Regions from separate parts of the Homo sapiens genome. Here region 1 is linked to region 2. A link is an interaction called in ENCODE POLR2A ChIA-PET data of the cell type or tissue named here. Cell type or tissue: A673. All regions are shown on one strand. Each heading gives the region's core, and the rest is flanking DNA. Links, peaks and the distances in the headings are about the cores only.

What was found. Peaks named below come from ENCODE experiments on the same cell type or tissue, not always from the same donor. Only the 100,000 strongest peaks of a DNase experiment are listed, where the experiment ranks them.
Region 1: POLR2A ChIA-PET joins it to region 2 with 6 read pairs; 2 of 35 experiments call an interaction of 5 or more read pairs at or near these places.

What each region holds. Positions count from the first base shown.
Region 1 is chr17:27,361,465-27,377,270 of GRCh38, reverse strand. No RefSeq gene overlaps it. Among named protein-coding and RNA genes, the nearest start is that of LINC03146, 37 kb to the right of the region's middle. In A673, for the core only: no CTCF peak of the experiment used is centred there; no DNase peak of the experiment used is centred there.
Region 2 is chr17:27,554,432-27,570,237 of GRCh38, reverse strand. The region is part of intron 2 of KSR1 (kinase suppressor of ras 1); the gene reads right to left. Among named protein-coding and RNA genes, the nearest start is that of LGALS9, 69 kb to the left of the region's middle. RefSeq lists enhancers at 1-443, 2,197-3,149. In A673, for the core only: a CTCF peak has its summit at 10,457; DNase peaks (open chromatin) are centred at 10,097 and 10,437; H3K4me3 peaks cover 764 bases; H3K27ac peaks cover 2,545 bases.

The DNA.
Region 1 (15,806 bases), core at 3,968-7,967, 190 kb after region 2:
TTTTAAGGATAATTTGGTGGGTGGAGAACCAGTAAGTTGGGAGTGCTGATTGGTTGGGTCAGAGATGAAATCATAGGGCCAGGCAGTGGTGGTTCATGCCTATAGTCCCAGCACTTTGGAAGGCTGAGGCAGACTGATTGATTGAGCTCAGAAGTTTGAGACCAGCTTAGGCAACATGGCAAAACCCCATCTCTACAAAAAATGCAAAAATTAGCTAGGCATGTTGGCTCACACCTGTAGTCCCAGCTACTCCAGAGGCTAAGGCAGGAGGATGCCTTTAGCCTGGGAGGTAGAGGTAGCAGTAAGCCGAGATCGTGTCACTGCACTCCAGCCTGGGTGACAGAGTGAGACCCTGTCTCAAAAAAACAAAAAAACAAACAAAACAGGGCCAAAGCTGTCCTCTTAACGCTGAGTCAGTTCCTGGGTTGGGGCCATAAGATCAGATGACTCAGTTTATGAATCTGGGTGGTGCCAGCTGACCTGCAAAATATCACAAGCACTGATCTCAGGTTTTACAATGGTGATAATTTCCCCAGTAGTTCTTTGGGGATGGTCAGAATCTTGTAGCTTCCAGCTGCATGACTCCTAAACCATAATTTCTAATCTTTCGGCTAATTTATTAGTCCTACAAAGGCAGTCTAGTCCCCAGCCAAGAAGAGGCTTTGTTTTGGGAAAAGGCTGTTATTGTCTTTGTTTTAAACTGTAAACTAAGTTCCTCCCAAAGTTATTAATAAAGTTATTAATAGTTTGTCCTATGGTCAGGAATGAACAAGGATAGCTTGGAGGTTAAAAGTAAGATGGAATTGGTTAGGTCAGATCTCTTTCTTTTTTTTTGAGATGGAGTTTCACTTTGTCGCCCAGGCTGGAGTGCAGTGGCAGGATCTCAGCTCACTGCAACTTCAGCCTTCTTGGTTCAAGCAATTCTCCTGCCTCAGCCTTCTGAGTAGCTGGGACTACTGGCATGCACCACTACGCCTGGCTAGTTTTTGTATTTTTACTAGAGACGGGGTTTCACTATGTTGGCCAGGCTGGTCTTGAACCCCTGACCTCAGGTGATTCCCTCACCTCGGCCTCCCAGAATTCTGGGATTACAGGCATGAGCCACAGCACCCGGCCAGGTCAGATCTCTTTTCACTGCCTCAGTTATAATTTTGCAGTGGCCATTTCAACATTGGCCTATATTGTTAGGCCACAATATATCAGAAGGAGGATCATCTACTTCAGGTGATCCTGGATCATCAAACCATGCTGACATTGATGACAGCATGTCGGGAGCAAATGATGTCAATGACTAACAGGCAGGTGGCATACACAGCATGCATATGTTGGACAAAAGGGATGGAGCTGGGCTGGATGGAGCAGGACAACGCGAAATTTCATTATGATACTAAAAAGGGTGCATAAATTCATAATTTAAAACTTATGAATTGTTTATTTCTGGAATTTTCCATTTAATATTTTTAGGCTCTTGTTGACCACAGATAACTAAAGTTCACAGAAATTGAGCCACTAACAATGGGGGACTACTGTATCAGAAGTTAAAGAGGGGTCATCAATACTGATCCCATGGATATTAAAAGGATGATAAAGGAATATCACGAACAACTGTTGCCATAAATTTGATAACCTAGATGAAATAGGCCAATTCCTTGAAAGATATAAACTACCAAAACTCACACAAGAAACAATAATCTTGATAAGCCTATATCTATTAAAGAAATTGAGTCAATAATTGATAACCTTCCAAAAATGAAAGCACAAAACAACTATAAAGCTGGAGGACTGACACCCCCTGACTCCAAGACTTACTACAAAGCCATAGAAATCAAGACAGCATGGAACTGACAAAACAACAGACCCATGGATCAATGGAACAGAATGAAGAGCCCAGAAATAGACCCACACCAAAGGAACAAAGCAATTCAATGGAGAAGGGAGAGCCTGTTCAACAAATGATGCTGGAACAACTGGATGTGCACATGCAAAAAAAAAAAAAAAAAAAAAAAAGGAATCTACACACAAATCTTGCTCCTACAAATACTAACTGAAAATGGATCATACAGCTAAATGTACAATGCAAAAATTATAAAACCTCTAGAAGCTAACTGTATTTGTATTCATGCTGCTGATAAAGATAAAAACTGGGCAGTTTACAAAAGAAAGAGGTTTAATTGGACTTACAGTTCCACATGGCTGGGAAAGCCTCAGAATCATGGCAGAAGGCGAGGAGGAGCAAGTCACAAGTTACGTGGATGGTGGCAGGCAAAGAGAGGGAGCTCGTGCAGGGGAATTCCTCTTTTTAAAACCATCAGATCTCATGAGACTTATTCACTATCATGAGAACAGCATGGGAAAGGCTTGCCGCCATGATTCAGGTACCTCTGACTGGGTCCCTCCCACAACACACGGGAATTCAATATGAGATTTGGGTGGGGACAGAGCCAAACCATATCATTCTGCCCCAGGCCATTCCCAAATCTTGCATCCTCACATTTCAAAACCAATCATGCCTTCCCAACAGTCCCCCAAAGTCTTAACTCATTTCAGCATTAACTCAGAAGCCCACCATCCAAAGTTCATTGGAGACAAGTCCCTTCCACCTATAAGCCTGTAAAATCAAAAGCAAGTTAGTTACTTCCTAGATACAATGGGGGTACAGGTATTGGGTAAATACAGCCACTCCACATGAAAGAAATTGTCTAAAACAAAGGGGCTACAGGCCCCCATAGAAGTCTGAAATACAACAGGGCAGTCAAATCTCAAAGCTCCAAAATGATCTCCTTTGACTCCATGTCTCACATCTGGGTCACACTGATGCAAGAGGTGGGTTCCTATGGTCTTGGGCAGTTCTGCTCCTGTGGCTTTGCAGGGTATAGCCCCCCTCCTGTCTGCTTTCACGGGCTGGTGTTGAGTGTCTGTGGCTTTTCCAGGTGCACTGTGAAAGCTGTCAGTGGATCTATCATTCTGGGGTCTGGAGGATGGTAACTCTTTTCTCACAGCTCCACTATGCAGTGCCCCAGTAGGGACTCTGTGTGGGGGCTCTGACTCCACATTTCCCTCTGCACTGCCCTAGCAGAGGTTCTCCATGAGGGCCCTGCCCTTACAAATTTTTGCATGGACATCGAGGCATTTCCATACATCCTCTGAAATCTAGGGGGAGGTTTACAAACCTCAATTCTTGACTTTCTGTGTAACCACAGGCTCTACACCATGTGGAAGCTGCCAAGGCTTGGGGCTTCCACCCTCTGAAGCAACAGCCTGAGCTGTACCTTGGCCCTTTTTAGTCACAGCTGGAGCAGCTGGGATGCAGGGCACCAAGTTCCTAGACTGCACACAGCAGAGGGACCCTGGGCCCAGCCCACAAAACCATTTTTTCCTCCTAAACCTTTGGGCCTGTGATGGGAGGGGCTGCCATGAAGGTCTCTGACACCCTGGAGACATTTTCCCCATTGTTTTGGTGGTTAACATTTGGCTCCTTGTTACTTATGCAAATTTCTGCAGCCAGCTTGAAATTCTCCTTAGAACATGGGATTTTCTTTCCTACCACATTTGATCAGGCTGCAAATTTTCTGAACTTTTATTCTCTGCTTCCCTTTTAAAACTGAACACCTTTAACAGCACCCAAGTCACCTCTTGAATGTTTTGCTACTTAGAAATTTCTTCTGCTAGATACCATCATCTCCCTCAAGTTCAAATTTACACAAATCTCTAGGGCAAGGGCAAAATGCCACCAGTCTCTTTGCTAAAACATAACAAGAGTCACCTTTGCTCCAGTTCCCACCAAGTTCCTCATCTCCATCTGAGACCACCTCAGCCTGGATTTCATTGTGCATATCATTATCAGCATTTTGTTGATGCCATTCTACAAGTCCCTAGGGAGTTCCAAACTTTTCCTGTCTTCTTCTGAGCCCTCCAAACTGTTCCAACCTCTGTCTGCTACCAAGTTCCAAAGTAGCTTCCACATTTTCAGGTATCTTTTCAGCAGCACCCCACTCTACTGGTACCAATTTACTGTATTAGTCTGTTTTCATGCTGCTGATAAGGACATACCTGAGACTGAGCAATTTACAAAAGAAAAAGTTTTAATTGGACTTACAGTCCCATGTGGCTGAGGAAGCCTCACAATCACGGTGGAAGGCAAGGAGGAGCAAGTCACATCTTACATGGATATTGGCAAGCAAAGAGGAGAGAGCTTGTGCAGGAGAATTCCTCTTTTAAAAACCATGAGATCTCATGAGACTTATTCACTATCATGAGAATAGCATGGGAAAGACTTGCCCCCATGATTCAATTACCTCCCACTGGATCCCTCCCACAATACATGGGAATTCAAGATGAGATTTGGGTGGGAATACAGCCAAACCATATCAGTAACATAAGAGAAAATCTGATAAATCTTGGTTTTGGTGATGAGTTTTTAAATATAACATCAAAAGTATGATCTATGGAGGCTGGGTGTGGTGGTCATGCCTGTAATTCCAACACTTTGGGAGGCTCTGGTGGGTGGATCATTTGAGGCCAAGAGTTCAAGACTAGCCTTGGCAACACAGTGAAACCCCATCTCTACTAAAAATAGAAAAAATTAGCTGGGCCTGGTGGTGCACACCTGTAATTCCAGCTACTCGGGAGGCTGAGGTATGAGAGTCACTTGAAATGGGGAAGCAGAGGCTGTAGTGAGCCGAGATCACACCACTGCACTCTAGCCTGGGCAACAGAGTGAAACTCTGTCTCAAACAAACAAACAAACAAAGTATGATCTATGAAAAAAAATTCACAAATTGTACTTTATTAAAATTATAGCCTTCTGATGTATGGCTAAATGAAAAGGTAGAAAATCTCAGCAAAGAAATAGAATTTTTTTTTCGAGATGGAGTCTCCCTCTGTTGCCCAGGCTAGAGTGCAGTGGCAGTATCTCGGCTCACTGCAACCTCTGCCCCCCGGGTTCAAGCAATTTTCCCGCCTCAGCCTCCTGAGTAGCTGGGATTACAGGCACCCATCACCATGCCCAGCTAATTTTTATATTTTTAGTAGGGATGGGGTTTCATCATGCTGGCCAGGCTGGAGAAATTTTTTTTTTTAAAGAACCAAATTGTAGTAATGGAGAGGTATAGGGAGGAACAAATAGAAATATGAGAACAGAAATATACAATATCCTTGGTGTCACAGCTCAGGAGGAAAAAATTCACTAGATGGGTTGAACAACAGAATGGAGAGGAATAGAAACTAGTTGGTGAACTCGAAGATAGATGAATAGGAATTACACAATCTGAAGAATACAGAGAAAAAAATGTTAAAAACAATTAAATCAAACAATGTCTCAGGGACCTGTAGGTCCTGACACCAAAAATACAAAAGGATATTATTATATGGTCTGACATACATGTAATTGGAGTCCTAGAAGGAGAGAAATGAGAATGAGGCAGAATAAAATATTTGAAGGAAAAAATGGTCAAATACTTCCTAAATTTGATAAAGATATAAATTTCAAATTTCAAGAAGATAACCAAACCCCAACCAGGATAAAATTTTTTTAAATGACCAGGCACAGTAGCTCACACCTGTGTAACCCCAGCACTTTGGGAGGCTGAGGCAGAAGGATCATTTGAGGCCAGGAGTTCGAGACAAGCCTGGCCAAAAACATACTAAGACCTCTGTCTGTACAAAAAAATTTAAAAAAAGGAAGAAAGAAAAAGAAAACTGTGCCAAGAAATATCAGGTCAAACCAATATCTGAAAACCAAAGATAAAGATAAAATGTTGAGGCTGGCCGTAGTGGCTCATGCCAGTAATCCCAGCTACTTGGGAGGCTGAGGCATGAGAATTGCTTGGACGTGGGAGGCAGAGGTTGCAGTGAGCTGAGATCATGCCACTGCACTGCAGCCTGGGCAACAGAGCAAGATTCTGTCTCAAAAAATAATAATAATAAATAAAAAGAGAAAATGTTGAAAGTAGACAGTGTAGCCAGGCACGATGGCTCATGCCTGTAATCCCAGCACTTTGGAAGGCTGAAGTGGGCGGATCATCTGAGGCCAGGAGTTTGAGACCAGCCTGACCAACATGGTGAAACCCTGTCTCTACTAAAAATACAAAATTAGCCGGGTGTGGTGGTGCATGCCTGTAATCTCAGCTACTCAGGAGGCTGAGGTAGGACAATGGCTTGAACCCTGGAGGTGTCTTGGTGACAGAGCAAAACTCTGTCTCAAAAGAAAGAAAGAAAAAAAGAAAGAAAGAAAGAAAGAAAAGAAGACAGTGTAAAACAACACACTACCTAGGTAGCACTAGTAATTTGCTTGACTGCTGACTTTTCATTCAAAAACTATGGGGTCAGAAGATAGTGGAACAACATTTTAAAATGATGAATGAAATTCAATATTTCCATATAAAATTCTATATCCAGTGAAATAATCATTCCTTCAGGAATGAAAATCAAATAAAGACATTAGAGGGGAAAAAGTGAAGAGAATTTATCATCTGCAGTCCTGCATCATAAGACATGCCAAAGGGAGTTCTTCAGGCAGAAGGGAAATGATACCACGTGAAAATTTTCGGAAAGGAATGAAAAGTATAGAAAATGGTAAATATCCTGGTAACTATATAAGATTATTTTATTTTTAATTTATTTAAAGACATATGACTGTTTTAAAGAAAAAAATAACAAAAAATGCAAAAATTAGCCAGGCATGGTGGCACATACCTGTAGTCCCAGCTACTTAGGAGGCTGAGGTGGGAGGATTGCTTGAGTCTGGGAGGTTGAGTCTGCAGTGAGCTGTGATTGCACCACTGCACTCCAGCCTGCGTGACAGAGTGAGACCTTGTTTCAAAAAAAAAAAGAAAGAGAGAAAAAAGAAAAGAAAAAACTATAATATTGTCTTGGAGAGTTTATAGAGTATATAGAAATAATGCATCTGACAGTTGTAGCATAAAGGACAGACACAGCCAGGTGTGGTGGCTAATGCCTGTTATCCTAGTATTTTGGGAGGCTGAGGCTGGAGGATATCTTGAGATCAGGAGTTCGAGACCAGCCTGAGCAACGTAATGAACACCATCTCTATTTTAAAAAAAGGGCCAGCATGGTAGCTCATGCCTGTAATCCCAGCACTTTGGGAGGCCAAGGTGGGCGGATCACCTGAGGTTGGGAGTTCAAGACCAGCCTGACCAACATGGGGAAACCCTGTCTCTACTAAAAATACAAAATTAGCGGGGTGTGGTGGCACACGCCTGTAATCCCAGCTACTCAGAAGGCTAAGGTAGTAGAATCGCTTGAACCCGGGAGGTGGAGGTTGAGGTGAGCCAAGATCGTGCCATTGCACTCTACTGGGCAACAGGAGCGAAACTCCATCTCAAAAAATAAAAGAAAGAAAAGGAAAGACAGACAGGAGTGTAGCAAATATGGGTAACGGTAAAAGAAAAGACAGACAGGAGGGTAGCAAATATGAGCTGGAAATAGCATGTGAAATCATGCAAGATGAACCCCAAGTTGACTGTGAAAAGTTAAGGATATATACTATATTTGTTGCTGTTTTCGAGACAGGGTCTCACTCTGTCATCCAAACTGGTGTGCAGTGGCACAATCTTAGATCACTGAAACCTCCGCTTCCTGGGCTCAGGTGATTCTCCAGCTGCAGCCTCCCGAGTAGCTGGGACTACAGGCACAAGCCACCATGCCTGGCTAATTTTTGTGTATATAGAATTTTTGTATATGTATATATGTTTTTTTTGGTAGAGATGGGGTTTCACCATGTTTCCCAGGCTGGTCTCATACTCCTGAGCTCAAAGCAATCCCCACCCTGGCCTCCCAAAGAATTACATTGTAATTCTTAGAGAAACCACAAAAGATATGCAGAACCAATAAGTCAATTAAAATGGAATTCTAAAGAATTTTCAAATAAATCAAAAGAAGGTGGGGGAGAAGTCTTCATCATTTGTAAGTGGGAATCACACAGTCACCCTTCACAGAGCTATTGAGAGACTGAGATAGATATGGCAGTGGCTGCAGGGCCTCTGAGCAAGGCTGCTGGAGGAAGGGAGTGGGGAGGAGGCAGGCAGTTTCTCACTCAGCCCAGGAGGAGTGGACTGATATTATCTAGTCACAACGGAGGGACACCTTAGCCATTCAGACGACCGCTAGGACCCTGCCTGGCTCTCACAATGTAGGGGGTCTCCTTCGCACTTCCTGATCCTTCTGTCCTCCCTCTGCTTCAGCCTTTCCCCTCTTCTTAACCTAACCAGGTGCCCAAAAGGGCAAAAAGCCTCAATTCTTTGCATGGGCTTTGTTCTGGCATGCAACACTGTCAGGCCCTCAGTCCCCTTCCACACTACTGGGCTGGCAGATTGTACCAACTTCCCCCAACTCACATTAGTCCTACACGTGACCCCTGTTTGACCTGGCTAGGGCTCAAGGTCATCAGGGACTAGCAAAGCCATGGTAAGGCAGGAGGTAGTAAGCTGGGGAGTCATGGTCCTCCTCTTTCTCTTTGCTTCTGAGGTCCCAAAGCCCCAGAACAGGGATCCCAGAGTCATGAGGACTAAACAGGACAATGTGTTAATTCACTCATTCCTTCATTCATTCTGCATTATGGACCTACTCTTCGCCAGATGCTGGCAATACAGAAGTAAGAAACCTGTTCCCTGCCTTCAGGCAACTCCCAGGCTGGTTAGGAGACAGACGCTGTCTGTGGTTAGTGCATGAATTTATGAGCTGGTGCACAGCAGTAAGCCCAGGATGCTGTGGGGACAGAGATGAAGGACATGAAGGAGGGCCTTCTGGAGGAGGTGGCACCTTGATATGATTTGGCTCTGTGTCCCCACCCAAGTCTCATTTCGAATTGTAATCCCTATGTGTTGAAGGAGGAGCCTATGGGGGAGGTAATTGAATCATGTGGGCAGACTTCCCCCCTGCTGTTCTGGTGGTGGAGTTCTCACAAGATCTGGTTGTTTAAAAGTGTGTAGCACTTCCCCCTTTGCTCTCTCTCTCCTGCCACCATGTGAAGATGTGTTGCTTCCCCTTTGCCTTCTGCCATGATTGTAAGTTTCCTGAGGCCTCCGTAGCCATGCTTTCTGTACAGCCTGTGGAACTGTGAGTCAATTAAACTTCTTTTCTTTATGAATTACCCAGTCTCAGGTAGTTCTTTATAGCAGGGTGAGGACGGACTAATACACACCTGTAATAAATCTTCTAAGTTGAGTAGAAGTTAGCCAAGTCAAGAAGGTGAGCGGGCATTCAGGAAGAGGATCCCACTTATGCAAAGATTCGAAGGCGAGAGGCCTGCAGCCTGCACCTCTGGAAAAAGCAGGGCTGCACAGTGGCTGGGGCTTGGCACATGACGGGAAGAGGGCGGGGGATGAGGCTGGCAGGAAGGGTGTCAGGAGCTCAGCAGTTTAGGATATTGCACAGGGCCTGTGCCGAGCGGGCAGTGGTCAGGGAAAGGACTGGAAGCATTCTGGAGGTGTCCTGACAGGAGACTCCACCGGGCTCTAGACTGCCTGGAAGTGGGGGAGAAAGAGAAGGCAAGGAGGAGGTCCTGTGTCTGCCTTCAGAGGCCTGGCGGAACTGACATTGTAACTGAGACTCCACAGCCTCTGAGACGGTGGCTTCAGCCAGGCTCTGCCAGCAGGTCTCCTCCCCTTTCACCAGCCCAGGCCCCAGCCTGCAGGGTTCTCCCCCTACCTTGTCAGCCAGGCGCTCCTGAATGTATCTCAGGCAAACCTCCCCCACTTCCCCCACAGAACCCCTCACTGACTCAGCTGTTTTAGGAGCTATGTGAGGGCAGTGCCTCCTTCCCGCCAGGCCACTGGTGCCCCAGGAAGGCTGGTACTTGTATAAAGGCCTGCAGTCGTGACGTCCGAAAGCTGCCCCGCCTCATAGTGCTGCTGGCCCTGCAGGCCTTGCTAGTGGCCAAGCCATGTTTAGTATGAAGTTAGAAGTCTCTTCTCTCCAAGTCTGTGCTGCACTTGTCACCAGGCCCCAAAGCAGAGCGATTTGGGTCCTGTGTCTCAGAGCTGGTGGAAAACACACATACACGGCTACTTCGTCTTCTGCCTGCAGATCCACTCCAGGATTTCCACATCTGCCTGCAGCCCAGTCAGGGCCTCTGCTATGGGCTCATCACGAAGTAGGGTGATCAGCCCCTCCCAGCTTGTCCAGGGCTTTCCTGGCTTGGGCACTGAAAGTCCTATGTCCCAGGAAACCCGTCAGTCCTGGGTAAACTGGGGCAGTGGGTCACTGTGACATGGAAGGGGAGAGCGTGGGCGAGATGGTAAGTCAGCCCCAAGATGGAGCCTGGCCTAGGGAGTCCCTAATAAGGGTTCAGAGCTGGGGGAGATGGGGCTTTGGTTCAGGCCCCTGGTGAGTTATGAATCTCCAAGCGAGGTCTGAGAACTGAACATGGACTTGTTTCTTTAGGAAACTGTTCTGGTTTCCAAATAACCAACCTTCCTACAACCTGCAGAAGAAACTAGAGGATGCTAAAACGTGGAGAATTTCATAAGAAAAAGAAAATTTTAGCGCTAGGAAGGACCTCACACATTGAATTTTCACCACGTTCCCACCCATTTAACAGTTCAGAAAGGTGAGGCTAACTGTTAAGAAAATGGTCTTTGAAGTCAGGCAGCTCAGGGTTAAATCCTGGCTCTGTCATATAACAGTCATCCCTGGGTGGTGGGTGACTTTCTCACTGACCCACAATCAGTCCTTTAGCCTCTGTGTCATCTCCTCGAGTCACAGAGAGCTCATGACCTCTCCCGGCCACCACTGGGCAGGTCTCACTAACAGGAAGGTCTTCCCTGATTTAGTCCTATTCTTCCTCAGTTTAATTTCTCCCCAGAGGTGCTTAAAACATAGAAGAATATGTTGAATGCCTTGTCCTCATGACAGCCTTCAAGTGTTTGAGGATGGTGTCCATCTTCCCCCGCATCCAGGCAAGGGCCCTAGCCAGCTCCTAATATTTATGGACAACCACTCTGTAGACCTTCAGGCTATGGAAGGTGAGGTCGCCTTTCCAAGTTCATGCAGCTAAGAAAGGAACAAGGCCGGGCGCAGTGGCTCACATCTGTAATCCCAGCACTTTGGGAGGCTGAGGCGGGCGGATCACTTGAGTTCAGGGGTTTGAGACCAGCCTAGGCAACATGGCAAAACCCCGTCTCTACCAAAGATACAAAAACTAGCCATGCGTGGTGACATGTGCCTGTTGTCCCAGCTCCTTGGAAGGCTAAGGTGGGAGAATTACTGGAGCCTGGGAAGTCGAGGCTGCAGTGAGCTGTGATTATGCCACTATACTTCAACTTGGGTGACAGAGCAAGACCCTGTCTAAAAAAGAATAATAATAGAAGTGGGCCGGGCACGGTAGCTCACGCCTGTAATCCCAGCACTTTGTGAGGTCGAGGCAGGCGGATCACTTGAGGCCAGGAATTTGAGACCAGCCTGGTCAACACAGTGAAACCCCATCTCTACCAAAAATACAAAAGTTATCGAGGAGTGATTGTGCATGCCTGTAATCCCAGCTACTCAGGAGGCTGAAGCACAAGAATCGCTTGAACCTGGGAGGCGGAGATTGCAGTGAGCCAAGATCACACCACTGCACTCCAGCCTGGGTGACAGAGCCAGACCCTGTCTCAAAAATAAATAAATAAAATAATAGAAGTGAACAAGCCATTATCTGAGCCCAGCATTGTCTCGGCCTTTTTATGGTTCCTTGTGACATGCACGATTTTGTTAACCTTCTCTCTACCCTTGTATTCATTTCCTGGGGCTGCGGCAACAAATTACCACAAGCTGAGAAGCTTAAAACAAGAGAAATTTATTATCTTATAGTTCCAGAGGCTGGAAGTTCAAAATCAAGGTGCTGGCAGGGCCATACCTTCTCTGAAGGCTCTGGGAGAGGACCCTTCCTTGCTCCTTCTAGCTCACTGGGGTTGTGGTGATCTTTGGCAGTCCTTAACTCACAGATGCATCACTGCAGTCTCTGCCTCCATCTTCATGCAGCCTTCTCCCTGGGTTGTGGCTTCCCATCATCTTTTCTCTGTGCTGTCTCTCTCTTTTTTTGTTTTTGTTTGTTTGTTTTTTTCTCCTCTTTCTCCAGACTGTGAGTGTCTGTGTCCAAATTTCCCTGTTATAAGGACACTAATCACTGGATTTAGGGTCTAACTAATCCAGTGTAACCTCATTTCAACTTGATCATATCAGCAAAGACCCTATTTACAAAAAAGGCCATAGTCACAGGTTCTGGGTATTAGGACTTGAACATGCCTTTTTGGGGACACAATTCAATCTCATACCAAATGTGACTGAAACTAATTCAGAGGCTGGGCACAGTGGTGGAGGCCAAGGCGAGAGGATCACTTGAGCCCAGGAATTCAAGAACAGCCTGGGCAATACGGCGAAACCCCGTCTCTACAAAAAGTACAAAAATTAGCCAGGCATTGTGGCAAACACCTGTAGTCCCAGCTGCTCTGGAGGCTGAGGTGGGAGGATGGCTTGAGCCCAGGAGGTCAAGGCTGCAATGAGCCATGATTGTGCCACTGCCCTTTAGCCTGGGCAACAGAGTGAGATGCTGCCTCAACAAAAAAAAAAAAAAAGAAAGAAAGAAAGAAAGAAAGAAAGAAAGAAAGAAAGAAAGAAAGAAAGAAAGAAAGAGAAAGAAACGGAAAAGAAACTAATTCATCAAGAGGAAGCTGCTGAACAGACATGGTCATGTATGGGGAATAGACAGTAATGGTCATGTATGGGGAATAGAGAGTTTATGCTTAGGGTGTGATGGAGGGCAGGGCAGAGCCGACACTCAGAGCCCAAGCCCTCCGGGAGAAGGCCTGACTGCCCCAGGCCAGCAACAGAGCCCCAGACGGAAACCTGGTTTTTTCTCGGTCACCAGACTGTCTTGTGCTTTTCCTGGCTGCTGTGTCTGCCTTCCAGCCTGCAGGACGGGAGGCAGAATGGGCAGATGAAGGAGACCAGAATGGGGAGGCCTGCACTAACAATTTGCAATGACCCCTGGGCAGGTCACAGCGTTGCTCTGTAAGACACCGTAGATCTCAGCTGCCACTGAACTGACCTCATCTGTCAAGCAGCAACTCTGTCTGGAGCTCCAAGGATCCTTGGCAAGGGCTGGAATGACTGGGAAGGAGAGGAATTTTTCTTCAAAGAAAAGATAGAAGACTACCAGGGCAAAAAGTATAGTTCTCTCCTTTCTCAGAGCCATTGACTAAAGCCCAGTTTGTGAGAAGGACAGCCTCCACCAACATCTCATTATTTAAAAGAAAGGCCTCTGCCAGGCACGGTGGCTCATGTTGTAACCCCAGCGCTTTAGAAGGCGGAGGCATATGGATTACTTGAGGCCAGGAGTTTGAGACCAGCCTGGCCAACGTGGGGAAACCCTGTCTCTACTAAAGATATAAAAATTAGCCAGGCACAGTGGTGGGCACCTGAAATCTCAGCTACTGGGGAGGCTGAGGCAGGAAAATCGCTTGAACCTGGGAGGTGGAGGTTGCAGTAAGCTGAGATTGCACCACTGCACTCTAGTCTGGGTGACAGAGACTCTGTCTCAGCAGAAAAATAAATAAACAAAATTTAAAAATAACGAATAAAAGGAAGTCCTCTGAGTAGGGACTCCAGGGTCCTTCCTGTGTCTGAGACCTCTCCCTGGGAAGAGCAGCTGTGTGGAAAGTGCTACTTGAAGTCAGCAGAGCAGGGTTCGAGTCTTAGCTCTGCCAGGCACCAGCAGTTTGGCTTGAGGTTGTTACTCTCCCTCTCTCTGTGCCTCATGTCCCTGCCTCTAAAGAAGGGAGAGTTGTGGGGTGGGGCTAGTGGGGAGGGATAGCATTAGGAGATATACCTAATGTTAAATGATGAGTTCATGGGTGCAGCACACCAACATCACACATGTATACATATGTAACAAACCTGCACGTTGTGCACATGTACCCTAAAGTATTTAAAGTACAATAAAAAATAAAATAAAATAAAATAGAAATAAAAATAAAAAATAAAAACATTTGTCCTCTGCCTCCCTGGCCTCCACTCCACCCTCTTACAGCAACGCCCGTAGGTTTTCATTTTGGGCTCCGCCCCTCCCCAGCTCTCAGGCCGGACCCATACCACATTCAGGACATGAAGCTTTTGGTGTGTTCCTCAAACCACTGGGAACATTGCTTTCTTCTGGCTACAGTAATTGCCTCAGGGACAATTACTGAGCTGGTCATCAGGGTGGATGACTGGGATCCTGCAGGAGCTGCTGGAAAAGAGATTTTCACTTTCCCACTGGCCTTGGGGCTCTGGGGATATAAATCTACAGCCACCTGGCCACCATGAGAAGAGAACCCACCGCTGTCGGGGTGACAACACGGTGCCAGCTCAAGGAGGAAAGAACCAAGAGACAGGGTGGCATGGTCCGGGAGACACTATCAAATCCAGAAACCCACCATGCCTGAAGCCAGACCCAGCCCCTCGACATTTCAGTCACATAAACCAATCTGTTCCCTTTTTGGTTAAAGCCTGTTTGAGCAGTCCTGTGTCACTTGGAACAAAAATGTCCTAATCAATACAAATCGATAGTACTCACTTCAGTGGGTCACTGTACGATTCAACAGAATGAGATCATCAGACTATGACCTTTTTGAGGACAGGCACTGTCTTATTCACATGGGTGTTCCTAGTCACTGACCCATAGTAGACGCTCAAATGTTTGTAGAATAAATGAATATCATGTTTAAATGCTCCTGAAGCTTTTAAGTTTCTTAATAAATGTAGTTAATAGTATATTCCAGCAAAATTAATCGTATCATCTGTTCTTGTGGCATATTACCCTTCTCCTAAAATTTGGACAATGAGTCAATAATCCCACTATGGCTTCCCTCATTAATTAAATAATGGAGCCTGGAGTGGTGGCTCACACCTGTAATCCCAACACTTTGGGAGGCTGAGGCAGGCAGATCACTTGAGCTCAGGAGTTCGAGACCAGCCTGGCGACATGGCAAAACTCCGTCTCTACAAAAAATACAAAAATTAGCTGGGCATGGTGGCCCAAGCCTGTGGTCCCAGCTACTTGGTAAGCTAAGGGGGGAGGATCAATTGAGCCAGGGAGATCGAGGAAGCAGTGAGCCATGTTCTTGCCACTGCACTCCAGCCTGGGCAACAAAGTGAGACCCTGTCTAAAAAATAAATAAATAAAAATAAAATTAAATAACAAAGTTCACAGTATCTATGGATTGCCTTGTATGTTCCAAGGTGGGGCAGTCAAGAGTCCAGTAAGTAACAAGAACAACACATGGAAATTGCCCTTGTGAGGTCCCAACAATTGTGAAGTGGTGTGTGATGAAGTTGCCCTAGGGATGATCCCAGCCATGGGGACAGAGCAGGATCAGCTAATCCTGACTTAGAGGTCACACGGGGCTTCCCTGAGGAAGTGTCTGCTGGGGACAAGGAAGGGGCCAAGGAAGAGTTCACTGGGTGATGGGGATGGGTGGGAAAGTGTTGGAGGAAGGGAAAACAGCCTGTGCAAAGGCAAGGAGAAGTTTGAGGAACAGAGGTCAGTGTGGTTTGAGAGGAGAGACCCAGGCGGTGTGCACTGATGAGGCTGGCAGGATTCAGGGGAGACCCCTATTGGGACCTGGGACTTCAGCCTTAGAGTGAAGGGGAGGTGCTGAAGGGGCATGGCAGGAGTACACACTCAGAATGGCACTGCCAGAGAGCTCCTAGGCTGAAGAGTGAAGGAAGGTCGGGCAGCACACCAGGGGTATGGCCAGAACCCAAGGAGAGGCAGCAGGATGGAGGGAAATGGGCTGATTCCAGGGTTGTCTGGAAGGCAGAACAGTGAT
Region 2 (15,806 bases), core at 7,619-11,618:
TTTTTCCCAGGGCAGCGTTTATTTGCCACCACTGGCATCACAGGTCACATATGACTTTCCAGACCCCACACCGCTCTATCCCTGGGCCCAGCTAGGGTGAGCTCTGGCAGTGGGGTTTAAAGCAGCTGCAGGAGGCTCCTCCAAGGAGGTCTCTCCATGTTCCCTTTTAATCCCACTTAGCCTCCACTCCAGTCCTTTGGAGGAGGCTGGCACTTTTCAACTCTGCCTGGGACCAGATATCTAGCTTCCAGCTGCACCCGCTGTCACCACAGCCACCACTTTCTCTCCAGGCCAGCCCACCCTCCTGGAAAGCTTGTCCTGTGGCTGCCTCCTTGCTCTCCCTATCAGCGTGGAAAGGCCCCATTCCTCCTTCTATAAATCCAGAGGTATAATACATAGTGTGAGAATAGGCAAACTTTTTCTGAAAGCCACACAGAGTCTCTTCAGCTTTGTGGGCCACATGGTCTCTGTCGAAACTGCTCCACTCTGCTGCTGTGGCACCACCAGAGCCACAGACAACACGTACACAAATGGGTGTGGCTGTGCTCCCATAAAATTTAACTATGGATACTGAAACAAATTTCATGTAACTTTTACGGGTCACGAAATATTCTGTTGTTTTTAATTCCTCCCGCCAGTTCAAAATGTAAAAACCATTCTTAGTTCACAAGGCTCTACAAAAAATAGTGCTGGGCTAGATTTGGCCCAAGGGCCAGAGTTTGGCAACCCCCAAACACATAGCAATGCTGTTGGGCTCCACCTGCTGGTGGCCCTGGGCCTGGCTCCTCCTCCTTTCCCACCTCCCCACCTAACCCCCAGCACACAGTCAGCAGGACAGGCTTGCGGGCACACCCACATCTTGTCACCTTTCTCTGCATCATCAACACACATTTCTAAAACCAGGCTCCTGTGTGAAAATGGCCGGATGTGTCCTGCATTAGAGAAACACACACAGCTACTCCAGCTTTGGGCACTGGTGTGTCCCCCAATTACTCCCAAAATGTAGAGAGGAGATGGGAAGGCTTCTACAGAGTGGGTTTCCCTACTCCCAGGATGTTTTGTAACATTTTACAAAATGCGTGATTGTAAAATTTTAATTCTTTTTAAAAAAAGAAACAGTATTATCCACAAGATCCCACACTAGAACTTGAGTCAAAATGAATACATTAAATTTTTTAAATGTTTAAAGAACATTCAAAAGGAAAAGTGGGTCAGGATGGAACGTGGGAGGGTGAGCCACAGCCAAAAAGCTGCGTTAACCTTGGGTGACACTTGACTTCTAGGGGACTGGCAAATGAGAAAGTCCCGCCCTGCACAAAATAGGGCTATGTGCAGGGGCTAAAGCTGAGGGCCTGGGATCAGAGGCCCTTTCAGGGATGGCAGCTGGCTGAGGATGGGGCTACAGAGGAGGGTAGGGACAGGACGTGCCCCTCAACAGGGACACTATTCCTCTACGGAAGGCAGAGCCCTGACAGCAGGCCTCAGCTGGGACTGTTGCCGGCAAACTGGGATGCGGTAATCCTATGAGGAGGGTGCAGGGTGCTAGGTGTGGCTAGAGATGTAACTCCCCATGGGGGACCCCAGCTCTCCTGGGGGTCAAGGCACTGACAGAACTAAACAGGGGTTCCTGGGTGTGGCCATGTCCCCGGCATCTTTACTGCTCCCCCTCCCCATTCTCCCCTGCTCGGACACACCATTGAAAAAGAGAATGGTCAGACGAGTCCCCTCCTCCTCCACATGCACAGGGCAAGAGCTCGGAATTCAGCCAGTGAGGGCCCTGGTGCCAGAGGGCGTCCAGACTATCAAATAGGCCTCGGGCACCAGCCTTGGAGTCTGGTGGGTCCCTTGTGGGGCCAGAAGCCAAATCACAGATGCCGTCCACCAGAGGGACATGTCCCAGTGTTTAGCACGTGAGGTCTGTCCTTTGGGGTGGTCTGTCCATTCAGATGGGAGATGAGCCAGGCCACAGCAAGTGAGCCCAGAGCTGGAGACAGAAGAACCAGGCTCCTCCGCCTAGGAACAAGAGCTGTCGGGTTTTGGAGCTGCCCCATGGGGGTCCAACTAGGAGACAGGTGTCTCAGGAGCTCCTGCTCCCCTCAGGCAGCCCCTCTGTGGTTTTCCAGAAACCTTGAAAACAACTTCTGCCCCACAGCAGTAACAGGCATCAAAGCTATGGGACCTCAACAGAGACCCTGAGCAGATGGCCGAGGAGAAGCTGGGGAGACCAATGCCACAGCTACCAGGCTCTAGGGGCACGAAAGGGGCCAATGGATCTTCAAGGGGATGGGAAGAAACCCCTTCTCTGCCGAGATCAAAGGCAGGCTCCAAAGGGAACTTAGGGACAATCTAGTCAGCACTCATTTCACAGAGGAGAAAACCTGCCTGGGTCACCCCAAACAATGGTGCCAGGACCAGGATCCAGGTGTCCAGACACACTTGCCAGTAACCAACGCCAGGATATACCATGCCCCCGGGAGGGCGAGCCAGTTTCCAGCACGCATTCCCTGCCCAAGTGCAAAGGTTTCATTCCTTCCAGGTTTTCTGCACTAGTCCAAGAAGGGAGCCAAGGTCAAGATGTCCCTGAGGTCTGCCCTGAGAATCACCTCCCTCTGCCTAAGGGACGCCAAGTCACATGAGTGCCTTGTGGGCCCAGAGCCCTGTGCAATCCAGAAGCAATGCGGCTCTGGGCTCGTGGCCTCACCTGAAGCCTAGCCAGGTCCTAGGCCTCAGTGGCTTAGAAGGTGGCAGATGGGCGGAACTCCTCAAGTCCATGTTCTTGCCCACTCCTACCCACTACAACTTTTTTTAAAAAAGAGACGAGGTTTCACTATGTCAGTCTGGCTGGTCTCAAACTCCTGGCTTCAAGCAATCCTCCTGCCTCGGCCTCCCAAATTGCTGGGATTACAGATGTGAGCCCCACCCCCATTTTGGTGACAATGCACTTTTCTTCTTTTTGAAAAGAAGAAACAGATCCCACGTCACCAGCGACACCCTAACGCCCAGGTCCTGAGACCCACTCAGGGCCATGGCACATGGATTCTTACACAGCTTCTTGAAGTATTTTCCCTTTTCACAATCAGTCTAATCATAAAAATAACAACTATTGGTATTATCACCACCGTGTAAGTAGCCTAGGCACAACTGCTTGGTAGCTAAGGAACTGAGCTTCATAGAGATTAAGTTACACACCTTAAGACACTGCAAGCCCTGAGTAACAGGGCCTGGATTTGGACCTTGGTCTGTGTGACCCCAAAGTCAGCACTCACAGTCTCTATAACCATCGGCCTCCCTGGCCTGGTCAACCAGAAGCATGGAGAGGTAGAGCTGGATCAGCCTATACAGCTCCACGTTCTTAAGCTCCCTGTAAAAAAGCAGCATGCTCAGAACAAGTGTGTGTCCTACTCAAAAGCAGGAAATGACCAAACACTATTCACTAGAAGGATGGGGAGGATCTATTTCAGGAAGATTCTAACTGATCCCCAGTGACTTTATCACACAGAAGACAGCGAATGAAGTCATGAAACAAGCACCTTCTGCCCCAACATGCGATTTCTCCACACGTGTTCTACAGCCAGGTAGCAAAGCAGGGACTCAGAGTCTAGCAAACAGACTCAACTCCAGGGAGCTGTGGAATGGCCTCCTGCGCCCAGACCCCCGTGCCTACCTCATAATCCTCCAGCCCAGGTGGGCTCACGCCTCGGGCTTCTCTTGGCATCCCCAGAGGTGGGGGCCCTGTGCCCCTGGACACCTTGGCTGTCACCCAGCTCCACAGGCGATTCATGACAAGGGGGCCTGAGCCCAGGGTCCCCGGCAGCCCTGGCCCCCAGTGCAGTGTCCCAGGGAAGAAGGAGGCAGGGAGAGGGGTTTCTGTTTTCATGACTGTAGTGAACAGTCACTGCAGCCAAAAATAGTTTGTGCCTGGGAGCTGGGGAGTCAGCACATACTTCCCGGGGCAGGTGCTGGGTGGGAGATGTGCAGGCTCCAGCAGGCCCTGCAGCAGGGGCTGGGGACCAGGCACCCAGGATGTCCAGGATGCAAGGCCACCAAGAGGTTTTCCCTGCCTTGCCACCTCCCTCCAAAAGGTAGGACCTGAGTCAATAAGAACACGGTCATCTCCCTCCTTCCAGTGAATCATCTGGGGAACCCCCACCCCCACATGAACTCCAACTGCCCCCAAGCCCCTGCAGCTTCTCGCATGCTTCGGGTGAGTGGTATGGAGACCAACAGGAAGAACCCTATGAACTGCAGCAGATGCCTGGGATGGCTCATGGGACAACCTTCAAAAGGATGCTCAGCTGTCAAAACTCCTAGAGGTCTACACCAGAAACCGTGAACTGGAGTCCATGCAAATGAAAAAAAAAATGTAGAAAACAGTTAAGTGCTGGCTATCAGTGGCTGGCAGGGTTATGTGGGGGTTTTATTTTATTTTTAAACTTTTCTGTATTTTAAAATTTTTCTACAATGGATGTTCATAATTAGATTCACAGAATGCTGTTTTAAAATAATAATTAGTGGCCAGCTGTGGTGGCTCACACCTGTAATTCCAACACTTTGGGAGGCTGAGGCAGGTGGACTGCTTGAGTTCAGGAGTTTGAGACCAGCCTGGGCAACATGGCAAAAGCCTGTCTCTACCAAAAATACAAAAAAATTAGCCTGCTGTGGTGGTGTGCTTGTAGTCCCAGCTACTTGGGAGACTAAGGTAGGGGGATTGCTTGAGGCCAAAAGATGGAGGATGCAGTGAGCCAAGATTGTGCCAATGCACTCCAGCCTGGGTGACAGGGTGAGATGCCATCTCAAAACTAAATAAACATAATTTCACGTAGTTTTTCCATCTCTATTTTATACTGAGGATAAAAGCACTGCCTCCTCATACAGTTACTGAGAGGAGTGAATGAGATTCCACATAAAGCTCACAGCTCAGTCCCAGGCACAATGGGAGTGCCTGCTAAAGAATTACAGCATAAATTCATAAATAAACTACAAAGAAAAAGAAAAAGAGAAGCCTAGCAAAGTTGGTTGACTGGAAGGAAATGCATCAAATGGTTTACAGTGTTTCCTTTGAGTAGTAAGATTACAGTGCAAACCATAATAAATGGGAGCTGTTACTGTTTTCTATAATTTCTATACTTTACACACTTTGAAAATAAACATATATGTAAATTACTGGATATTAAGAAAACACCTAAAAAGCTAACAGCCAATGGTTGTCTCTGAGTAGGGTTTTCTTTGCCTTTCTATTATTTTCTAAAATAAACATTGATTTCATAGTGAGAGAAATAACAAATGTTATTAAAAACAAAAACTGGAGGGTGGGCTCACCTACTGTAGTCTAGAAACATGATCTCTGCAGACCCTTCCTGTGGAGCTGCAAAGCCTCTGACAAATCATCTCTGAGGGAGGAAAAGTTTCTACACGTCTCTGCCTTCTGTTATCAGGGCTGTCTTTCCTCCAAGAACCCATTTCCTGAGCCTACTGTGGGTGGGGGAGGTGGGGGGGGGGGGTCTTCCATCTTCTTAGCCCAGTGATTGGTTACAGTATGAACATGTGGTCAAAGCCAAGCCAATCAGAGCCTTCTCTGGGATTTTTCAGCTATTTTTCAGCCAAGGGAAACAGCCCTTCATGGACAAGCATGACTACAGTAGAAGGTAGTGAGGCTCAGCTGCCTGTGCTCTTCATACCTGCCATGCGGAGCAAGCCTGTCCCACAGGCACATCCTAATGGCATCACCTGAGCCCCTGCATCCAGACTTCCTTGGATTTGTATTGCCTAAACTGGTAAGTCTCTGTTTTAAGCCAACAGGTATCTGAACTTGCTTTGAAAAAAGTTCTAACTAGGAATAGAAGAATATAACTTCGATTAAGTAAGTACTTACTATGAGCCCTGGTGCCATGTCATTCTTCCATTTGTCCATCTATCCATCCCATCCAGTCAACAAATAGCTACTGAAGGCCAGGTGCGGGGGCTCACGCCTATAATCCCAACACTTTGGGAGGCCGAGGCAGGCAGATCATCTGAGGCCAGGGGTTCGAGACCAGCCTGGCCAACATGGTGAAACCCTGTCTTTACTAAAAATACAAAAAAATTAGCTGGGTGTGGTGACGGGTATCTGTAATCTCAGCTACTTGGGAGGCTGAGACAGGAGAATAGCTTGAACCTGGGAGGTGGAGGTAGCAGTGAGCCGAGATCGTGCCATTGCACTCCAGCCTCGGCAACAAGGTGAAATTCCATCTCAAAAAAAAAAAAAAAAAAAAAAAAAGCTACCGAATACCAACTGTACAAATAAAAAAATAGCTAAAATACATAATTGAAGCTTGTGAATAAGTGCTAAAAGGAAAGAGCATGCTGAGATAAAGCGGCAGGTATAGCAGGCCTCTAAGCTTAGACAAGGTGGCCTCTCTGAAGAGCTGACCTCTAAGTCCCGGTCAGAGGATGAGATGGCACTAGCCACAAGGGTACAGCAACTTCCAGGCAGAGGAAACAGAACATACAAAGGCCCTGGGCTAAGACAGGAAACCATCTGATGCGTTCTCCTGCCAGTGGCAGAGTGCAGAAAGGCAGGAGATGACGTGGAAGAAGGTGGCAGATACTGAATACTTAAGGGGCCTCAAAGGTAGGTGAAGGGTTTGGATTTTGTGCTAAGCGTAACAAGACACTGACAGAATATTTAACTCAGAACTATCTAGCCAGGCTCGGTGGCTCGTGCCTGTAATCCCCACACTTTGGGAGGCCAAGTGGGAGGATCACTTGAAGCCAGGAGTTTGAGACCAGCTTGGGGCAACAGAGTGAGACCCAATCTCAACTAAAAAATAAAAACATAGCTGGGCACAGTGGTGCATACCTGTAGTCCTAGCTACTGGGGAGGAGGAGAATAACTTGAGTCCGGGAGTTGAACGCTGCAGTGGGCCATGATTGCACCACTACACTCCAGCCTGGGCAGCAAAAAAACAGAAAAGGAAAATGGAAAGGAAAGGAAACAGGAAAGGAGAAAGGAAAAAGAGAAAGTAAGAAAGTAACATAACCGGATTTGCTAAAACCACTGTTAGCTCACGAAGAATGAAATCAAGAGGGTAAAGAGTGGATATAGGGAGCGAATGGGGAAACTGCAACAGTCCGAGGACTAGTCAGGACCAGGGAGGTGGCAGTGATGGAAAAGAGATGCAAAAGGACTTGAGACCCATACTTGGACATAGAGCCAGTAGGATTTGCTAGCTGATTCCACGTGGGCATTGAGGAAGCACAATGAGTCAGAAACGACTCCCAGGTTTCCAGCAAGAGCAGCTAAGACAGTAAGCAGGCTCAGAGAAGTCAAGGGACCTGTCCAAGGTCACAATGCTGGCAAGTGGCAAAGGAAGAATTTTGTCAAAATTTTGTCTGCCTCCAAGGCCATTTACTTCCAGAGGTGACACTCAAACAATTTTGTTTCCCAATCCTGTGGCCTCCCCCAAAGGTACATAGCTAGGAGCAGGGGCCACTGAAATTTATGTGCTATTTTTTTAAAAGAAGGGTAATAAGAGATTGCTGCTTTATAATATTTAAAACAGTGCAGTGTTGACATAAATGTTTCCCAATGATATCTGGCCATAGTCAGATCTGTTCTAGAGCAATCTTGCCTTTGAGGTGGTCCTAGGAGGAGGAGGGAACACACACAAGCTGACCACTCAGGAGCCAGGTAGTCCCCAGAGGGGGCTCAGGCACACACTACACCAAAGCCATCTCATGGCAGGGCTATAGGCACACAGTCCTGCTCAAGTTCTGTGGCCGACAGAAGCCTGAGGCAGTTTCGGAGCCCTGGGATTCAGCAGGCCACCGGCAGCCACCTCGTCTTCACCCTCCCCAGAGATCCTTGTAACGCAACCTTCACTGGCCCAGGTGAGAGCTCCTGAGACGCCTTGGGCCAAGAGACCAAAATTCTTTGGATAATGTTATTTGAATCCAATCATTCAACAAGAAAACCCACCACATGCCAGGCACTGGGGATAGAGCTGTGAATGAAATAGCCAGGTCCCTGCCAACATGGTGCTTCTAGTCTAGTCAGTTTTCACTGGACTGGGCAGCCCAGAAATCCAAAGGATTGATCAAAAACACCAAGCAAGGCCGGGCCTGGTGGCTCATGCCTGTAATCCCAGCACTTTGGGAGGCCATGGCGGGCAGATCACTTGAGGACTAGAGTTCAAGACTAGCCTGGCCAACATGGAAAAAACCCGTCTCTACTAAAAATACAAAAATTAGCCGGGTGTGGTGGCATGTTCCTGTGGTCTCAGCTACTCAGGAGGCTGAGGCACAAGAATCACTTGAACCCGGGAGGTGGAGGTTGCAGTGAGCCAAGATTGCGTCACTCTACTCCAGCCTGGGCGACAGAGCGAGACTCTGCCACAAACAAACAACAGACAAACAAACAAACACCAAGCAGTACAGGACTAAGCAGGACATTCATGCTCATGATTTTTCAGATTTCATGAAACCAGGGGAACCCCCACCCTGAAAAGTGGGTACCTTTGGCTCAAGATAAGAAAAATTAATGACTTCATCTATTGGAGAAAGTGATGTCTGCCAGTTCCAGAAGGACAGGAACTCATGTTCAGTGGCTAGAACAGTGCCGAGCACACAACAGGTGCTAAATACACACTGAGTGAGTGAATAAATAACTGAATGGAAGTAGGACCTCAGCTCTGTACCTGACCATGCTTCATCCCTTCCCCGCTCCTTGGGGCCAGCAGTCAGCTACGCACCCTAGTTATTTGCAGACGTGTGCATCACACTAGCTGTAAGCATCCAGGACAGACTATTTTGCTCATCAATTAATCCTCTGTGATAATTAATCAAGGTACCAGGTAAAAGGTAAGTGATCAATGGGTGCATATGAGTAACGAGTGAATGTAAAGGAAAGAAGAAATGAGGGGGGAAGAGAGAGACACACGTGCACACACACAAAGGCAGGCAGTCAATTCATTTACACAACTACATATCATACAGTAGCCCCAAAACTGTGCTATTCTGGGTAAGATATTAGATGACAAAATTGTGTATGAGAAGGAAGTACAAGGACCTGGGTTTGAATCTTCATCCTGCCATCAGCTTGCAGGGGATCATCAGATCTCCCTGTCTCCTGTCCCAGGGATAAGGATGAAACAGGATGACATCTATACAATGCTGGCCTTGTAGCTTGCCCCTTCCTTCCATGCTCCAACTTCAGCTCCTCTCCTGACTGGCCAGGTGATACAGGCATGCCAGTCCACCACTTGCCACCATTTCCCCATCCTAAGTGGAGAGCTGTGTGGCCCAGCCCCCACTGGGCTGGTACCAAGGCAGCCCTGTGCTGCTGGGCTGACACATTGGCACAGATCCCTCCAGGAGGCTGGGTGAGGGTGTGTGCTGCTTCCTGGGGAGGCTCCCAGTTGCCAAAGAGCAAGGTTGTAAGAACAGCTGGGCCTCTGGCTCTCAAAGAGAGAGTATGGGGCCGACAGGAGGAGGGGTGGGAAGGAGAGGCTAGGAATGAGGGCCATAGTCATGCCGACTCAAGCTGCACCCCAGGAGCCAAATGCGGGTTCGCTTTCCTGGTTAGGTCTCACACATCCTACTGCCTCATACAGCCTACATTCCTGGTGTCCACACAGAGCTCTGGCCACCCCCAGCCACTGGGAAACCAAAATGGTGGCAGGAGTAAGGCAGCTTTGTCCCCCATCTCTGGGAGAAGGCCTCATCTTAAACACAGGAACGCAAGGGTAGAGGAGAGCGGAAAGAGAAACATGTCCAGTCAGGATCACAACAAAAATCCCCTTACCAGATCCGCCTGCATCTTCAGTTCAGGAACCACCAGCAGTAAGAGCTTATTCAGGGGAACCTGTGGCTTTCACCCTGGAATCCCAGACTCTGCAGCACCCACCTCTCCCAGCTAGAACTGCTCAGGCAGCGCTTGCCACTTCCTTTCAACAACTTCCAACCGGGAAATTGCTAAAGAAAAAAAAAATGGCTCCATGCCAGCAGGCTCTGAAATCATTTCCCCAGCTGCTGCCAGAATATGAAGCTGAGACTTTTAGACGTAACTTGTGGGACAGGGGGCCGCTTGAAACAGCCATAGTGTGCAAATCCAAATGACTGGGAGCGGGGCAGGGCCCCGCCTCTGAGCTCCCTCCCATCTCATTTCCTATCCCCGACCCTTCCACCCTCCAGCCACGTGGGAGGCAGCGCTCCTCACCCCGTCACTCTCAGCCCATCCCCATGTGAATGCAGCCTTCTTGCTAGTTTTATTTTCCTTTAAACAATTCTAATGTTCATTTGGAATTCCTGCCCCTCTCTCACACACACTTCCAATATCCCCTAAGAGGAGCCCCAACCCCTACACTGCACACAGGGAGAGCTGCAGGAATCCACCCCGGCTCCCCGCCAGCCTCCTCACAGACTCCTCCTCACGCGCTTCACAAGCGCTCTGATTTCCTCATCCTCAGGGTCTCTGCAGATATTCTTCCCTCCGCCTGGTGTGCTCTTGCCTTCCCGGACATCCGTCTTTCCCTGACTACCCAGGATGAGTTGGCCCACTGGCTCCAACAGATCCCATCCCGGAGCCATCAGGGCATCTGGGGCTCTCACTTCCTGTTTCACCCCAGTCTGTGTGCTCCTGGGGCAGAGGAAGGTGTCTTCAGCATCCCAGCTCTCACCACAGGGCCCTGGTCAATGCAGTCATAGCCAGATGTCTATTCAAATTAAAATTCATTACGATAAAACAAAACACGAATTTCAGTTTCTCAGCTGCACTATACACATTTCAAGTGTCCCCAAGCCACATATGGCTAAGGGCTGCCACACTGAATGGACAATACAGAAGGTTTTGAACAGCGCTGCTCTAGATGAAGATCTAGTGGTTGGGCAAACACATGCAGGCATTGCCCAAGTTCTGTCTCCAACATCTACAGACAGGGAAGGGACGAGGAACCAAAGGTCAGGCATGCAGCGCCGCAGCAGGCTCGGAGCCGCAGAGGGCTGGCATCTGACTCAGGTGGGAACAGAAAGAAACCCACGCAGGGCCACCTCAGCCACACCAGGAACCTGGAAATGCAGCTGCCGTACTGTGTGACCACATCCATGTCTATCCCCTCTCTTCCTCTAGTAGAAAAGGCATTATTTCCTGGAAACTTTAAGACCGCAAACACTATCCAACCAAAAGACAAAATCTGAAATGGTATTTAGATAACCCTGCAGGGATGGCCCTTAGGAAAACAATATGGAAAAGGAAGGAGGAGATTACACACACAGACGGCTGCACACACAAACGATCCACGTATGTTTTCCTAAGGGAAAAATCAAAGTCCTAGTCATGAAGCCATGAAGAGTCAAGGTCAGCAGAGAACTCAAAGTGACTGAAGGGACAAATCCCACCACACAAAGTTCCCCCAGGAAGCCTCAGGGGGCAGCCCTGGGCAGATCATCTTCAGGCACTGACTGCAAAGATGCGGGGGTCCTTCAGCACTATCAGGTTAGCAAAAGGAAACAGAGAGACTTCACGGATTTTGTTCCCTTCCAAAGAAAAAAAAAAAAAACAAAAAACAGAAAGACAGACAGACAAATATTGAAAGAGTCCTGTTTTCAAGTCTGGCATCCCTGACCTCTATCCTGCAGTGACTTTGGTACATTCCTTCACCCAGTAAGTATTTGCCAGGGCCTCCATGTGCCAGGCGTTACAGCTGGGCACCTGGCCTCTTCTGGGCACGGGCTCTCATCTTCGTTCAGGTGCTGAGTCACCTGAACCACCAAGTTGCCTGATGTCACTGTGTGCGCATGTATGTGAGCAGGTGGGTATCCCTCAGACACAGGCATTCATATCATACCTTGATGAAACTGTATCTCTTACTACTCTACTGTTAAAGAAGGATAACATGAATTTTTATGGATAACACAGATGACGTTAAGACTGCAAACCTGCAAAATGATATCTATCATATGATCCCATTTCAGCAAACAAAAAAAAAAAAAAAGAGAGAGAAGGGAGTAAATTTGCACGTCATTTTAAGTGACTGTAAAATGCGTGAAGAGGTCTGGCAGGTGCACCCACTGACCTGTTAACAAGGTGTTATCCCCGCGAAGTGGAAGAGGAGGGCCTTTGCTTGCTTTCTAACACTTCTGTACTTGCTTGGTGTTGAAAAATTTAAAACTCCCATCTCTCAGTAACAATGGATAGCTGATCACATCTTGTGTGGGCTAAAGGAAAAAAAATGGGTGAAGACACACAAGGAAGCTTTGCCCAAAATCCATGGAAGAAAAGCCTGACTCGGGGGCACAGAATACAGGAGTAAAAACATCACCCCATGATCCGTGCGGCAGAGCTCCAACTGCTGCACACAAACATTACATAGGAGCCAGTGGGAAAAGCACATGATGAAATACCTCGAAGAGAGCATGGTATACAACTTACAGGAGGGCAGACACATCTGAGAGGCAAGGCAAAGCCACCATCTGGAGGGTTCAGGGGAAGGTACCACTCCACATGGTCTCTCCGAACCACCTCACCTGACAGAACTCCTTCTACTCTAGGCTTCTTTACTGTCCAGAAGCAGCAGCCATCTGAGGAAAGGACTTAAAAGGTCACTTAATCTGTCATTTCTCATATGGATAAACTGAGGCCCAGAGAGATGAAGTCACTTGCCCATGATCTCACATTGTGTAAAAGGCAGATAGGCCCATTCTAGATACCCATAGGATCTCAGGTCCTGCCTGGGTCAACCATGGCCACAGCCATGCAGGTCCATCCTGCTTCCACTGGACAGTGGTTCTGGGAGGCAGGGTTACCTCCCTGCAGTGCCCACCACAGTGGGCACCAGCAGCCAAGTGAGCGTGCTATGTCTAATTCTTGCCTGGAAAGAGGGGACAGATGCCATGACTTTCTGGCCTCCGCTATCCCCCCAGGACTCCTCCTGATGCTGGTGGTGTCTTTTGGTCCAACCTCTCTCACACGTACAGGGAACCATTCCTTCAGGGTGCCAATCTCTGCAGTCTGAGCTACCTTGGAGGAGACTTCTCTCCAGGCCAAACTTCAGGGTCAGGCAGAGAGGGGTCTAGCTCTAATATCCTCCAAACCAGACCAGCTGCCCCACAGAAATCCCCAAGGACCTATCCCCACCCCCTGGGCCAGGTTTCTGGAGATCTTGTTGGGTTTTAGGTCCCTCCCGAAGCTTGACAAAGGGAAGTCCCTTTCCCCACAGACCTGGATCAGGCTGTCCCATGGGGCCACTGGCAGGACCTTGGCACTCCTCCCCCTCCATGTGAGCCAAGCTGTCCTGTTGGCCCTTTAGGGGCTCTCTAGTTTCCTAAACAACAGGAGGGCTAAGGCACTAAGTCAGGACAGCCAGGGAGAAAATACAACTTTGCTTCTAGCCTCCAAGGCACCAGGCCAGTCTGGACATAGCAGAGGCCACACCAACCCATGAAGGCCTGGGCACCCTAGAGGGATTCCTGAGGCAGGACTAGGGCAGGCTGGAATCTGGGCCCTGCACCACACTGACCATTCAACACACCCAGGGACCCTGTTCCCTCCTCTGACTCTGAGTCTTCTTCTGTGGGCATGGCCCTACGCAATTTCTTAGGAAACATACAGGGACAGGAACAGGGATGAGCTGGGGGTCTTAACTACTGCCCAGCCAAGTACAAGTTTAGAAAAGGTATATGTGCAGTTTACTGTCTGGTCCAGGTACACCTGGAATGAGAGTCTCATTAAAAAGTTGAGCAGGCCAGGCACGGTGGCTCATGTCTGTAATTCCAGGACTTTGGGAGGCTGAGGCAGGAGGATCACTTGAGCCCAGGAGTTCAAGATCAGCCTGGGCAACATAGAGAGATCCTGTGTCTACAAAAAAATTAAAATATATATATAGCCAGGTGCAGTGGTGCGCACATCTGCAGTCCCAGCTACTTGGGAAGTGAGGCGGGAGGATCGCTTGAGCCCAGGACATTGAAGCTGCAATGAGCCAGGATCGCATCACTGCACTCCAGCCTGGGCAACAGAGCGAGACCCTGTCTCAAAATATATAAATAAATAAATAACCGTTGAAGAAAAAGACTGCTTTTATTGTATTTTAAAAGACACTTTGGAAACATTCACTAAAATCCAGCCTAGCAAGTTCACTTCTAGGTTTTTTTCCCTGTAGAAATACACAGGTGCACAAAGATGTTCTTGGTAGCAGTGTTTGTAACCATGGAAATACAGGTCTTTAAGGGGAAAGAGCAGGTTCCTGAACCAAACGTCTGGCCTGATCTCATGTGTACAAAAGAGACAACACGCAGAGGAATGTGAGGGCCAGAAAATGTTCAGAAAGATGAGCAGGCTTCAGGGAAATGGGATGCAGCAATTTTCTTTCACTTTATCTCCTTTGTTTCATTTTACCCCCTACAATAAACACATCTCTTCTAATAAAACCAATGGTTCATTTGAGAAGATGAAAACGTTCCAGTGGTGACAGTCACAAAACAGTGTGAAAGTATTTAATGTCATTGAACTGTAAACTTAGAAATGATTAAAATGGTAAATTACGTTATACGTATTTCACCACAGTTTTAAAAAATAAAAATAATAAAATCAAAACAAAGCAGAGCGAATAACTCACCAGGCTCCCTGGGGAAATAACTGATTCTAGAAGTGGGGTTAGTAAAAAACAGAGGGGGCTGAAGCATACTGTAGTGTCAGAAAGCAAAGGAAGTGCTACACACGGAAGTGCTACACACACACACACACACACACACACGCCAAACAAAACTGAAGGATGGGCAATGTCACAGAGTGCAGGAACAAACCTGCAAGAACTCCCAATGGCCAAAGCTGGAAGAACTTGAGAAACAAAATAAATCATGTAGTATTGGATTAGAACCCAATGTGTAAAAGAAAAAGACATGAGCCTATACTGATATAAATGACTGAATGAATAAATAAACGGAGGAGAAAAGACAACTCTTTCCTACAGAAAAGTTCCAAATAATCTGTGTAGATACACCCCCAGAGGAGATGGAGCTTAACCCACCTACCCCTCATACCCCCCAATCCTAAGGGAGGGCTCACTTCCAAAAAACAAAGTAGTGTCAACGTCATGAAATTAAGGGAAGACTGAGAAACTGTCACAGAGCAGAGGAAACTGGGGAGACATGATAAATCAAAATAATGTAAACCATGCGGTGCCCTGGATTGATCCCAGAAAAGAGAGAGGACAGTAAAGGAAAAACTGGTCAAACCTACATAGTCTGGAGTTGCGTTCATTGTAATATACCAGTGTCATTTCCTCAGTTTTGACAAAGGCACTGTGGTCACGACAACGTTAATGATGGGGAAACTGGGTGAGGGGTACATACGAGAACTCTCTGTACATCCCTGCAACTTTTCTGTAAATCTAAAATTATTCCGAAATAAAAAGTTTATTTAAGAAAATAAACAATGGTTTAGAACAGTGGTCCCCAACCTTTTTGGCACCAGGAACTGGTTTCATGGAAGATAATTTTTCCAGGGACAGGGAGCGGGGGATGGTTTCCAGAGGATTAAAGTGCATTACATTTATCATGCACTTTATTCTATTACATTGTAATATATAATGAAATAATTATACAACTCACCATAATGTAGAATCAGTGAGAGCCCTGAGCTTGTTTTCCTGCAACTAGACAGTCCAATCTGGGGGTGATGGGAGACAGTGACAGATCATCAGGCATTAGATTCTCACAAGGAGCACATAACCTAGATCCCTCGCGTGTGCAGTTCACAACAGGGTTTGTGCTCCTGTGAGAATCTAATGCTGCTGCTGATCTGACAGCTGGCGGAACTCAGGCGGTAATGCGAG